2 separate regions of the Homo sapiens genome follow, and region 2 is linked to region 1. A link is a loop called in an ENCODE intact Hi-C map of the cell type or tissue named here. Cell type or tissue: heart left ventricle. All regions are shown on one strand. Links, peaks and the distances in the headings refer to the core of each region. The heading gives the core; the rest is flanking DNA. Region 1 overlaps THSD4 (thrombospondin type 1 domain containing 4). Region 2 overlaps THSD4 (thrombospondin type 1 domain containing 4).

Evidence for each region. Peaks named below come from ENCODE experiments on the same cell type or tissue, not always from the same donor. Only the 100,000 strongest peaks of a DNase experiment are listed, where the experiment ranks them.
Region 2: a loop joins it to region 1, with 4 times the contacts of the local background. A loop is called at or near these places in 1 of 110 quality-filtered maps.

The regions. Positions count from the first base shown.
Region 1 is chr15:71,706,478-71,711,861 of GRCh38, reverse strand. The region is part of intron 8 of THSD4 (thrombospondin type 1 domain containing 4); the gene reads right to left. Among named protein-coding and RNA genes, the nearest start is that of THSD4-AS2, 18 kb to the right of the region's middle. In heart left ventricle, for the core only: no CTCF peak of the experiment used is centred there; a DNase peak (open chromatin) is centred at 2,934; H3K27ac peaks cover 3,990 bases.
Region 2 is chr15:71,759,098-71,764,481 of GRCh38, reverse strand. All of the region lies in intron 15 of THSD4 (thrombospondin type 1 domain containing 4), which reads right to left. Among named protein-coding and RNA genes, the nearest start is that of NR2E3, 49 kb to the left of the region's middle. RefSeq lists an enhancer at 2,055-3,254. In heart left ventricle, for the core only: no CTCF peak of the experiment used is centred there; a DNase peak (open chromatin) is centred at 2,590.

The DNA of each region.
Region 1 (5,384 bases), core at 122-5,121:
TGGCTGTTATGTTTTCTTGGTTAATTTCCCCTTTATTATCATGTAATCTGCCTCTTCATTCTTGGTAATGTTTCCTTGTTTTGAAGTCTACTTTGTGTAATATTAATATAGCCACTCCTGCTTTTGATTAGTATTTCCCCGAAATATCTTTTCAAAAATGTGTTTCCTTTAAATCTATTTATATATATCATTACCTTTAGAGTGGATTTCTTATAGACAGCATATCACTGGGTCTTTCTTTTTCAATCTAATCTGACCATCTGTATTTACAACGAGTCATGACTAGATTTCGCTCTATTTTATTGCTCTTCTTTGTCACCTTTTTTATTCCTCTGTTCTTTTTCCTTTCTTTTTTTGTACTTGCATAATTTTCAGTATTCTGTATAATTTATCTATTTGCATGTTGGTCATATCTCTTTGAACTATTTTTTAGTTGTTGTCCAGGTGTTAAAACATACAAACCTAATTTGTCATAGTCTACTTTGAGTTAATATTTACCATTTCAAACAAAATGTAGAAATTTTAAAAGCAACAATGGGAAAAGCTCTGCATGTGTGGAGGCTAGGAATATAGGGGAATTTTCTGTACCTTCGGTTTTTCCGTGAACCTAAAACTGATGTAAAAAATAAAGCCTATTTTCAAAAAAAATCTGAAACCAAACAAACACAAAATAAAGGTCCTTCAAGTCTCCCCTATTTATGTTATATTTGCCATGTGTATTTCATCTACATATATTGAAATTCTCCCAATGTTATATATATATATGTATATATATATACATATATATATTTTGCTTTCAATAATCATGCATATTTTATAGAACTTAAGAGGATATGACTTTGGCTTTTTCTTTTAACCTCACAATAATCTTGGTAAATAGGTAAACAGATATAATGAATTCCATTTAAGAGGCAAGCAAACTAAGTTAGATACTTGTCTGCTCTGACACAGCTGGTGAAGAGTTGAACCAGGACTCAAACCTATATGCTACTTCTTTCCCCTGTACCAGGCTGCATTTTGTTCCTCATTTGTAAGTTACAGCTTTGATACAGAACTAGAGTCTGTGTGGAACAGAACGTACCATGAAATTGTAAAAATATATTGGCACTGAGAATACCTAGGTTCAAGACCTGCTCTGCTCACTGCAGGTCATAAGGAAAGAGCTCAATCCAGGCTTAACACTCAACTTGTGAATGCAGAGCTTGGGAACTTTCACAAATAATAATAAAGTATTTTTCCCCTTGAAGATACCGTATGAGCCAGATGAGGTGGGTCTTACATCCTCTATGTGGCACCAAGATAATAAGCCAAAATTGACCTGGGTCTAGTTTCTGAGGCACTGGGTCAACCACATTCTGGCTGATGCTGTTCATGTTCCCAACTAATAAACAGATTAGGTCCATGGTCATTTATCTTGGCCCTCCTCCATTTGGGATTTGCTACTTCTATTCATCAAAATAATCAAGATTCCAACTACAGATGGCTGAGTAAGAAAATAATTTCTGTGGAAATCCTATTTCCCTTCCCTTAAATTGGTGGTTTTTAAAACTGTGTTCCTTGGAGTCCAAGAGATTTTCATTAAGTTTCCAGATTTCTACAAAGTGTCCTCAGAGGTCATCCTGGAACAGAGGGTGGAATGGAATGGAGGGGGGCACCTCCCTGTTGCTTTGTTTTAAATATTTTATGTTATTTGAACAAATAGTTCCTTGGAATTAAATAAACTGGAAAACTTCCACTTTGGAGCATTGACTCAGCCCCCTCAGGATGGGAAAGAGCTTGAAGTTTATCTATCTTAGTCTACCTCTATGCGGAAGGCTTGAATTCATCATCACCAAGTGACATCCAGCCTGGATCTGAGCAGCTTCAGAGGCAGGGGATTCCCCACATCCCTAGCCGCTCACCCCGTCTTGACTAGTCCTGATGCTTTTACTACTGCATGCATCACTGCTTCTCAAACTTGGCTGCCCATGGCAAGCACCTGAAAAGTTTTTTTTTTTAAACTGATGCCTGGGCCTCACTCCCAGAAATTCTGATTTAATGGGTTCAGGTATGGCCTGGGCAATGGGAGATTTGAAAGTTTCCTGGTGATTCTGATTTGTAGCAAAGTTTGGGAACCATGCCTTAGATAAGCTAATATCTACACCCTGCATGTGTCCACCCAGTGCTCTTACTCTTCCCTGGAAAGCTGGGATAACAAGTCAAATCCAACTTCTACATAAGACCCTTAAGAAAATACGAAGACAGCTTCACTTTCTTCCCAGCGTTTCCAGTTAAGGTCCTGGTGCTTCCTAGATGCCTCCTCCTGCCACATGTTATCCGGCTGATCTACGTCATCTATAGACCAGTGAGGAGCCCCCCTGGAAGGTAATAACTAGGACGGGTCTGATCATGGCACAGGAGAGCAGAACCGTGATGCCCCTTCTTCTCCACAGTCCACTTCAATTGCTGCAGCTCAGCTTTCCATGGAACCCCACCTACATGATAAAAACGCTTTGATTTTTTTTCACACAGGTGCTGCTGCTAAACCCTTTTTTCCCCCATCTTACATTTGGTCACTAATTACTGGCTAAGGCCTAACGACAACCAGAAAACCAAATCAGCAGAACCTGTAGGCAATTCACCCTTACATCCCTGTAGCATTTTATAGTTCGCAGAGTAAATTCACACACCTTATTTTAATTACTCCTCCCCCTGGCTGTCCTTATTCCAATCCCGTTTTCCAGGTGAGAAAGCTAGTTTTAGAGCAAAGAATAGGCGTGCCCCCAAACCACATGGTTAGTATGTAGCAGAGTAGGGGATGTAATCCATTTTGTGATCTGTACACCACGCGACTCTACCTCCCACGTAACTGCACAGTCCACGGTAGTCCAGGGACGGGACCTCACAGCAGGGAAACCTCGGCTTAGCGCTGCTTCGTGTGGCAGTGTTCCAGGGCCACCCACGCTCTGTGCACAGCTGTGTGCAGCACCATAACAGCAGGACAGGGGTCTTTGCCACAGTGCTGAGAAAATAGGCCAGGTTTCAGGGCAACGCTATTTGCCCCTCACTTTAAGTGCTGACAGAAATTAGGTGGTGACTTAAAAACTTCCTCAGAGAAAGACTGCCACATGCATGGCTCAGCCAAAAACCAAACCAAACCAAACTAAACAAAACACCAAAAGACACTCCAGGTCAGAATGAAAATCCGTTTGGCAAAAATTCCTAACCCAGCTCAAGATGAATTCCTTGCTGCATATATATATGTGATGCCTTATTCTCCTTTTGGTTCCTGACATGGCTTTGCCCTAGGACTGAAAAAAAATCTCACAGCTGACACTTAAATGATATACCCTTTCAGTTAGTTTCTATATAGTTTGTTTTTCTGGCTGCACGTTTGGTATTTTCTCAAGACTGTCTCATTCAAACTCCCATTACTGACCCTACTACAGGTCTTCATTTCACTTATTTCATGGGTTGGGCTAAAGACAAGGCCGATAGCCCTTGGCCAGGCACTGGGCGTGGTAGGTCCCAGATGCAGGCAATAAGGAGGTGCATTGTCTACAGAGGATGAAAAACAGTCATAAAACTGTCTAGAAGTGGTGCTTTTTATTATCATCGTGTAAAATACTCTCCCCTGCTGGGTCAGAGCACTCCTACTCTCCCTCCTCCCCAGCCTTGGCAGGTCATTGATGACGTTCAATCACAGACTGCAGTCCCAATCTGCTAAGGTCTGGGATCTGTTTTTGTCCTGTGTCCAGTGAGTTGGGCAGACAGAAGTCACATCTAACCAGGCTTGGCAGGACTTCCACAAAACTTCCCAGACAGTACAGATGGAAGGGAACTCAGTTAACTCTCTTAAAAACAATATAGTCCTAAAAGATGGTGCAGCTTCTATGGCAGAACCAAAAACCAGAGCAAACTGGATTTTAAGAGGCTCCAAGAATATACTCTTGCACAACACAGTGGTTATTCCCAAGCCCTGGAAAGTATCAGGCTGGAAAAAGAGGGCATGAAATTGTTTTTATTTGAAAGGCATTTGTTTGGGAAAAGGATGCTTTCTCCAAGCAAAATGTTAGCTTGCTTGGTTAGAAGTTAATTACAGTATTCATTACTTAAAGCCAGCCTGGAATTTTGGCTTGAATTCTTAGGAGCCTATGATTCAGGAGGGAAATGACCTATTCAACCCCAGGCCAGTGAGCTAAAAGTTAATCTGATAACTGCCTTGTTCAAAAGGGCCCAAGAGATAAGAAATAAATCCCCAAGGGGTAAAAATCAAAACTGTGGTTTTAAATCCAGGAAAATTATCGTAGAGATATCGAAATGTTTGTTACCGAGATTGGAGCTAAATGAGGAAATGACTTAAAAGAATAAAGTGGTTAGTTGCCTTGGTTCCCAAATTAATAATGTTCTTGTTCTTTTGATATCTCTGATATTCACATGTTGGTTTAATTAAAATATTTGGACTCTAAAGTGCAGAACAAGCAGGGAAATCATGCATTTGGTATGTGGCTTTAATGGACTATAGCTTATTCTAATCTGTCTTCAAAAGCAAACTTTATCCTTGTTGGTCATCTTCAGTCAGCCCTGTCTTCTGGGCTGGGTACTACTGACCAACTCGTGTGGGCTTCTGGACATCACGGCTGTTTTTCAGTTGTCCCATCCTTGATGCCTTTTTGACCCTTAACTTTGGGTTTCTCCCAAGGTTGGAGTCTCAGCTTGTGGTTTTCGTGCTGCGTGAGACTGACCTGATTGCTGGGACTTCTAGGCTCCCCTCTGTTTCACCCTTCAGAACCACCCTCCCATCTCAGCTCAGAGACCCTAACTCCAACTGTCAGTAGGCCACACCCTTGACCTTAACCCCTCCTGCCTCCTTCAGGATTATCCTCTGTCACGCATCCCTTCTCCCTCCCATCTCTTATCTCCCACTCTGCCAACTCCTCTCCATCCTCCAGGAAACATATTCCAATTATCCTAGCCTTAAAAAGGAAAAGACAAACCACGTCTTGCCTCAGTTCTGGCACCCCTTAATCCTCCTCCTCCTCTTCAGTGTCAAACTTCCTAGATAACATTCACTCTGGCTGCCTCGCACCTGCAAAGGTCATGCGAGATGTTGTAGCTGCTAGATGCAGCTGTCTCTTTTCTCAGATGTCACGTTGGTAGCATGTTAACCCTTTTTGCTAGAATGTAGACTGCTTCTCCCCAAATCTCTCATCTTCACCTCCAGGGCATTGCATTCTCCAACCTCTGTCTACCTCGGGTCCAGTTCCTGGTTCTCCTCTCCGAAGGGAGCTGGTGCTACAGTCTTTAGAAGGTGGCTATGCTCACCACTGTCCACCAACCTTCTCTGGTCAATTTCTGTTTTTCTCTGCATTCTATCCCTTGGACAATCCCAACTATCCACAATT
Region 2 (5,384 bases), core at 73-5,072, 53 kb before region 1:
GGAACTGTGACTACAGAGCCCAATCTTCTTGTTTCCTAATGTGGTGCTGAAATCTGCACCATGGGGTAGTGACCCCACAAAGAAGCCAGGCAATTACATATGTTGGTTCATTTCATTAGTTTATGGAAATAAAATGCATACAACTGTTTGCTGATAAATCATCCCATTTAGTATCTATTACTTTGCAAAATGTTTTTTGTTCATGTTTGGTTTACTCAATATTTTTCCTTGTTTTTGAGACAAGGTCTCACTCTGTCACCCAGGCTGGAGTGTAGTGGTGTGATCATGGCTCACTGCGGCCTCAACCTCCTGAGCTCAAGTGGTCCTCTCACCTCAGCCTCCAGAGTAGCTGGGACCACAGGTGTGCACTGCCTTGCCTGGTTCATTCGTTCTTTTATTTATTTATTTTTTTTTTGAGGCAGGATCTCACTCTGTCACCCAGGCTGGAGTGCAGCGGAGTGATCTTGGCTCACTGCAACCTCCACTCCCCAGACTCAAGTGATCATCCCACCTCAGCCTCCAGAGTAGCTGGGAATTACAGGCATATGTCACCACACCTGGCTAATTTTTGTATTTTTTTGTAGAGATGGGGTTTTGCCATGTTGCCCAGGCTGGTCTTGAACTCCTGAACCCAAATGATCTGCCTGCCTCGGCCTCTCAAAGTGCTGGGATTACAGGCATGAGCCACCATGCCAGGCCTTGCCCGACTAATTAAAACAATTTTTTTTAGAGACGGGGGCCAGGCGCGGTGGCTCACTCCTATAATCCTAGCACTTTGGGAGGCCAAGGTGAGCAAATCGCCTGGGGTCAGGAGGCTGAGGCAAGATAATCACTGGAACCTGGGAGGTAGAGGTTGCAGTGAGCCAAGATCGTGCCACTGCACTCCAGCCTGGGTGACGAGCAAGACTCTGTTTAAAAAAAAAAAAATTTGTTTTTAGAGACAGGGTCTCATTATATTGCCCAGGCTGGTCTTGAACTCCTGGCCTCAACCAATCCTCCTGCCTCGGCCTCCCATCGTTCTGGGATTACAGGCGTGAGCCACTGTGCCCAGCCTCTTAATACTTTTTGATTTAAAGTTGTAAAGCTGTGGTCTATGTACTTTATTATAGACTTTAAAGAATCGACTACCTTTATAAGAAGCCTGCAACAATGTCTGCAGTTCAAACTCTAAATATTAGCTTTGCTGTCCATAGGCAGCCACACAATCAAATAAAAATAGAGAGAAAGAAAAACACGCATCTACAGAAAAAAAAAATTATAAAACCCCCAAACCAACAAATGATGAAGTAGTCACACAGGGCATGAAATAGCAGAGGCCATCAGTTTCTGCTTTGTCTATGTCTTCTTTTTTGCCATCTTCGTAGCATTAAAAAACTACGGGATTTTTTTACTAAAAAAAAATTTTTTTTTTGAGATGGAGTCTTGCTCTGTTGCCCAGGCTAGAGTGCAGTGGTGCAATCTCGGCTCACTGCAACCTCTGCCTCCCAGGTTCAAGCAATTCTCCTACCTCAGCCTCCTAAGTAGTTGGGACTACAGGTGTGAGCCCCTATGCTTGGCTAATTTTTGTATTTTTAGTAGAGATGGGGTTTTGTCATATTGGCCAGGGTGGTCTCAAACTCCTGACACCTCAAGTGATCTGCCTGCCTTGGCCTCCCAAAGTGCTGGGATTATAGGCGTGAGCCACTGTGCCCAGCCAAAAAAAAACTATAAGATTTCCCACTCTGTTTCTCCTATTTTCTTCCATGTTAGTTTATGATTTGGAGTGTATTCGTGTCTTGTCCTTTTCTTTCAAGTGCTGCAGGCAATGGAAGAACTGAAGGCAGGAGAAGAGCCACAAGCTGCAGCAGGCAAAGGTCTGGCCTCTCCTGCAGGAGGAATGAGGATGGGGCAGGGGTGGGCGGCAGGGGTGGAACACTAGACTGAAGTCAGGAGACATGGAAACTAGAGTCTAGACAGTGTCGCTAAATAGTTCTGTGTCTTTGGCTAAGACGTTGCACTTTCCCAGGTCGCTGTGGTCTTATCTGAAAAGAGAAAGTGAGGGGTTTGAAAACATAATCTGAAAGACCCCTCAATGCTATGAGATCCTACATCTGTACTAAGTGTGTGGCAGAACAGAAGACTGCAAACTTTGATCAAAACTTGTAGTTATCTTCTGCTATTTTTGGCAAGTCCTTGAAGAGATTGTGTACTTCAGGGAGAATGAGCCCGTCTCAGCCTTCTCTTACTGTAAATGCTCAGAAATGGCAGAATATGTGCGTCTGGAAAGTGAATGAATGTGTTCATGTGTGTGTATCTCTATCTCTGTGTGTGTGTGTGTGTGTGTGTGTGTGTTTGCACACGCGCATGAGACAGCATTTGAAGACAAGAAAGGGCAATCAGCCTTGATGGACCAGAAATTATGGGGAATCTTTGAACAATGAAAGACAGATGAGATCAAATTGAAGAAGGAAACTATAGTCCAAATGCACACAGAGGAGGAGCTCTAGCAAAACTCATGTGCTTCAGGCTATATTGGTGGTGGACATGGAGATCAGGATGGAGGCCTCAGGACAATGAGTGATCAGCTGAGTTACTGGCCAAGAGCAGCCGGGCTGGCCTGACTGTGCCAAGGAAGAGGAAGCAGTGAGTCATCTGCCAGAAGCATTCGTGTCAAAGTGCAAAATGAAGTCATTTTCAGGTATTCAAGGGCTCAGAAACCTTACCACTTACAAATCCTATTTGAAAGACTTCCTGGGTTATAGTCTTTAGCAAAATAAAAAAGAACCAGGAAGAAGACACAGGACATAAAAGAAGGAGCTGGCAAAGACACCAATAAAAGCCGTTATTACTAATGGATGCCAGGTGTCTTTTTGGAATGATAAAAATGTGCTGGAATTGGATAATGCTGAATATGGTTGTACAACTTTGTGAATTTACTAAAAACCAATGAATTCTATATTTTTAAAGGGTAAATTTTATGGTACGTGAATTATATTTCAATAAAAAAATCTTTGGGGGGAAAGCAGAAAACTATTTTAAAATTTAAATCTATATTTTCTATAAAATTAACATTAATCTGGAGCTAGATCCAGATAATATCAACATCTTTTTGGAGATATTGTAGATTGAGAGAGTGGAGGTAAATAAAAGGGGAAGGCTTCTATTTTCTTTTAGGAGAGGATGTGGTCACTGATAACTTGACACTAATGGAGACATAAAAGTTTAAAATTCTGTGCTAAAAATTTGAATCTTATCACAGAAGAAATACCACTAGAAGATTTATAACTTCCAAAATGTTGGAGGGGAAAAAATGGAATTAAGAAAACCTGACTAATAACAAGCATGTTGAAAGGAAAGAGGAAAGAAGCAAGAAAGCATGAAAATAGAAAACACAAAATAAGATGGTAGGGAAAAGTCCAAACATATAAGTGATTACAATAAATATAAATGGTTAAAATTTAACTCTTAAAATACAGAGGTTTATAGATTGGGTAAAAATAAAGACAAAAATAGTCCTGAAAGACATACCTTAAAAATACATAGAACGTTTGAAAATTAAGAAATTGATGAAGATACATCAGGTGAAAATCAACAATAAGAAACAAGATGGAGTAATTCAAATAGTAGATAAAATGTAATCCACAGAGAAAAGCACACATGAGAAAAAGTAATATTTAATAGGGATAAATGCTTTCAGTGAGAAGTGATGGCAATTAGGCATGTTTCTGTACCTAAAGAATTCCTGCAGTTGCACTTTTGTGGATCACTGATTCGCGAAGAGATGAGAATAAATATATCTATTGCAATAAATGCAATCAATAAAATGCAATCCAGACCCAGAGGCAGACAAAATGGCTGCTCCTGAAGACTAGAGACTGTGACAGATCTCCCCGGAACTAAGACAATCTAAGGTTGCAGTAAACTCAGAATTGATAGAGAAGAAAGGAAATAATTCTGGGCATAAATAATAGACTTGGTAGACTCTCATGAGTAAGAGTTGGGCTACTGTGCCTCCAGAGTAGAAAAAGACTCCCTAAGCTTGATATACTCCTAGTTAGTTTCCAGGGATCTGGGAAGCAGCAGAAATGGAATATATTCCTTTCTTGGTGGAGTCAGAAAGACTCTAAAGCCAGAAACTCCTTGGTCTCTGCCTCTCCATGGACTTAGGTCTCATTCTCTCAGACTGGCTTTTTGCACAAGCCTCAGTAGGGCCACTGCCAGCCCTTGAGCTCACAACCTCTTAGTGAGTCTCTTCCCTAAAACACAAATGAAATGTCCTTGGGAAGGATTCTGTGGCTCAGCTTGGGTCACACATCCACCTGTTGGATCACATGTCTACTCCTGGACTAATCACTGTGACCAGGCTGGTGGGGTATTCGAAATACCAACTTTCATTCAACCCATATGGTGAGAAGGAACATTTATTTTTATATTCTGAAGCCAGTTAATGTTTAAAACTTACCTTTCAAGAAATAAGCATGCTCTTATTTCATTTTCTTTGGGGATAATGTCAAATTCCTAGGGCAGGGAATTTCCAGCAGGCCCTGACATCCTTATAAATCCAGAACCAAAACCCTTGGCCACATTCAATTGTATCTTGACCCTTTTGGACAACAGGGCAACAAATCCTTTGTTTCTAATCTTAGCAGAAATAAAGGTTGTCTTTGCCAGGGTTCATACCACCCTTGGTTCTTTAAGCTTAGGTCTAAAGTCAATAGGAAGCCACAAGCAAAAAAGGCCCTGAATCCTGCTCCCTTCTCTTCTAAGAATGGTAGACATATGAGTTCGATTGTACTGCTTATCTTCACGTGTGTGACTGTAATGATCTGATATGATTTCACACATCTATGGATATTTGGTATAATTGGTGTCCTATATACAGTCGCTGCTGAATTATCTTTGGGGTTTAGGTCCTATGTATTTTACTACCAGTAATGAGATAGAAATAGCTGGCAGAAAAAATAAACATAGAGAGATGGGAACCAATATTTATTAAGTGTTTCCCATATCCCAAGCAATGGGTAATTCTCTTTATGTATAGCATCTTATGAAAACCTCGTAACAACCTTAAGAGGTTGATATGATTACCTTCATATTCAGATGAGGAAACAGGCTCAGAGAGGTTAAATCACTCACCTAGAGCCAGAAAACTCATGAGAAGTCAAGCTGGGATCAGTTAGCAAATGTGTCTAACTTTGATATTCACCAGAGTAGCACTGGAAGTACTTGAATTCTTTCTGAATTCTCTATATTTTAAAAAACATTAAAGGGAATTTGAATAGAAAAACATTTCCCTATGCTTTTTGCATAAAAACTCTACATTGAAGTGGCAGAGATGATAGGGTTTGAATATTTTCACATTCTATTTCTCACTTGCCATTATACCACATGCACTTTCACATCTT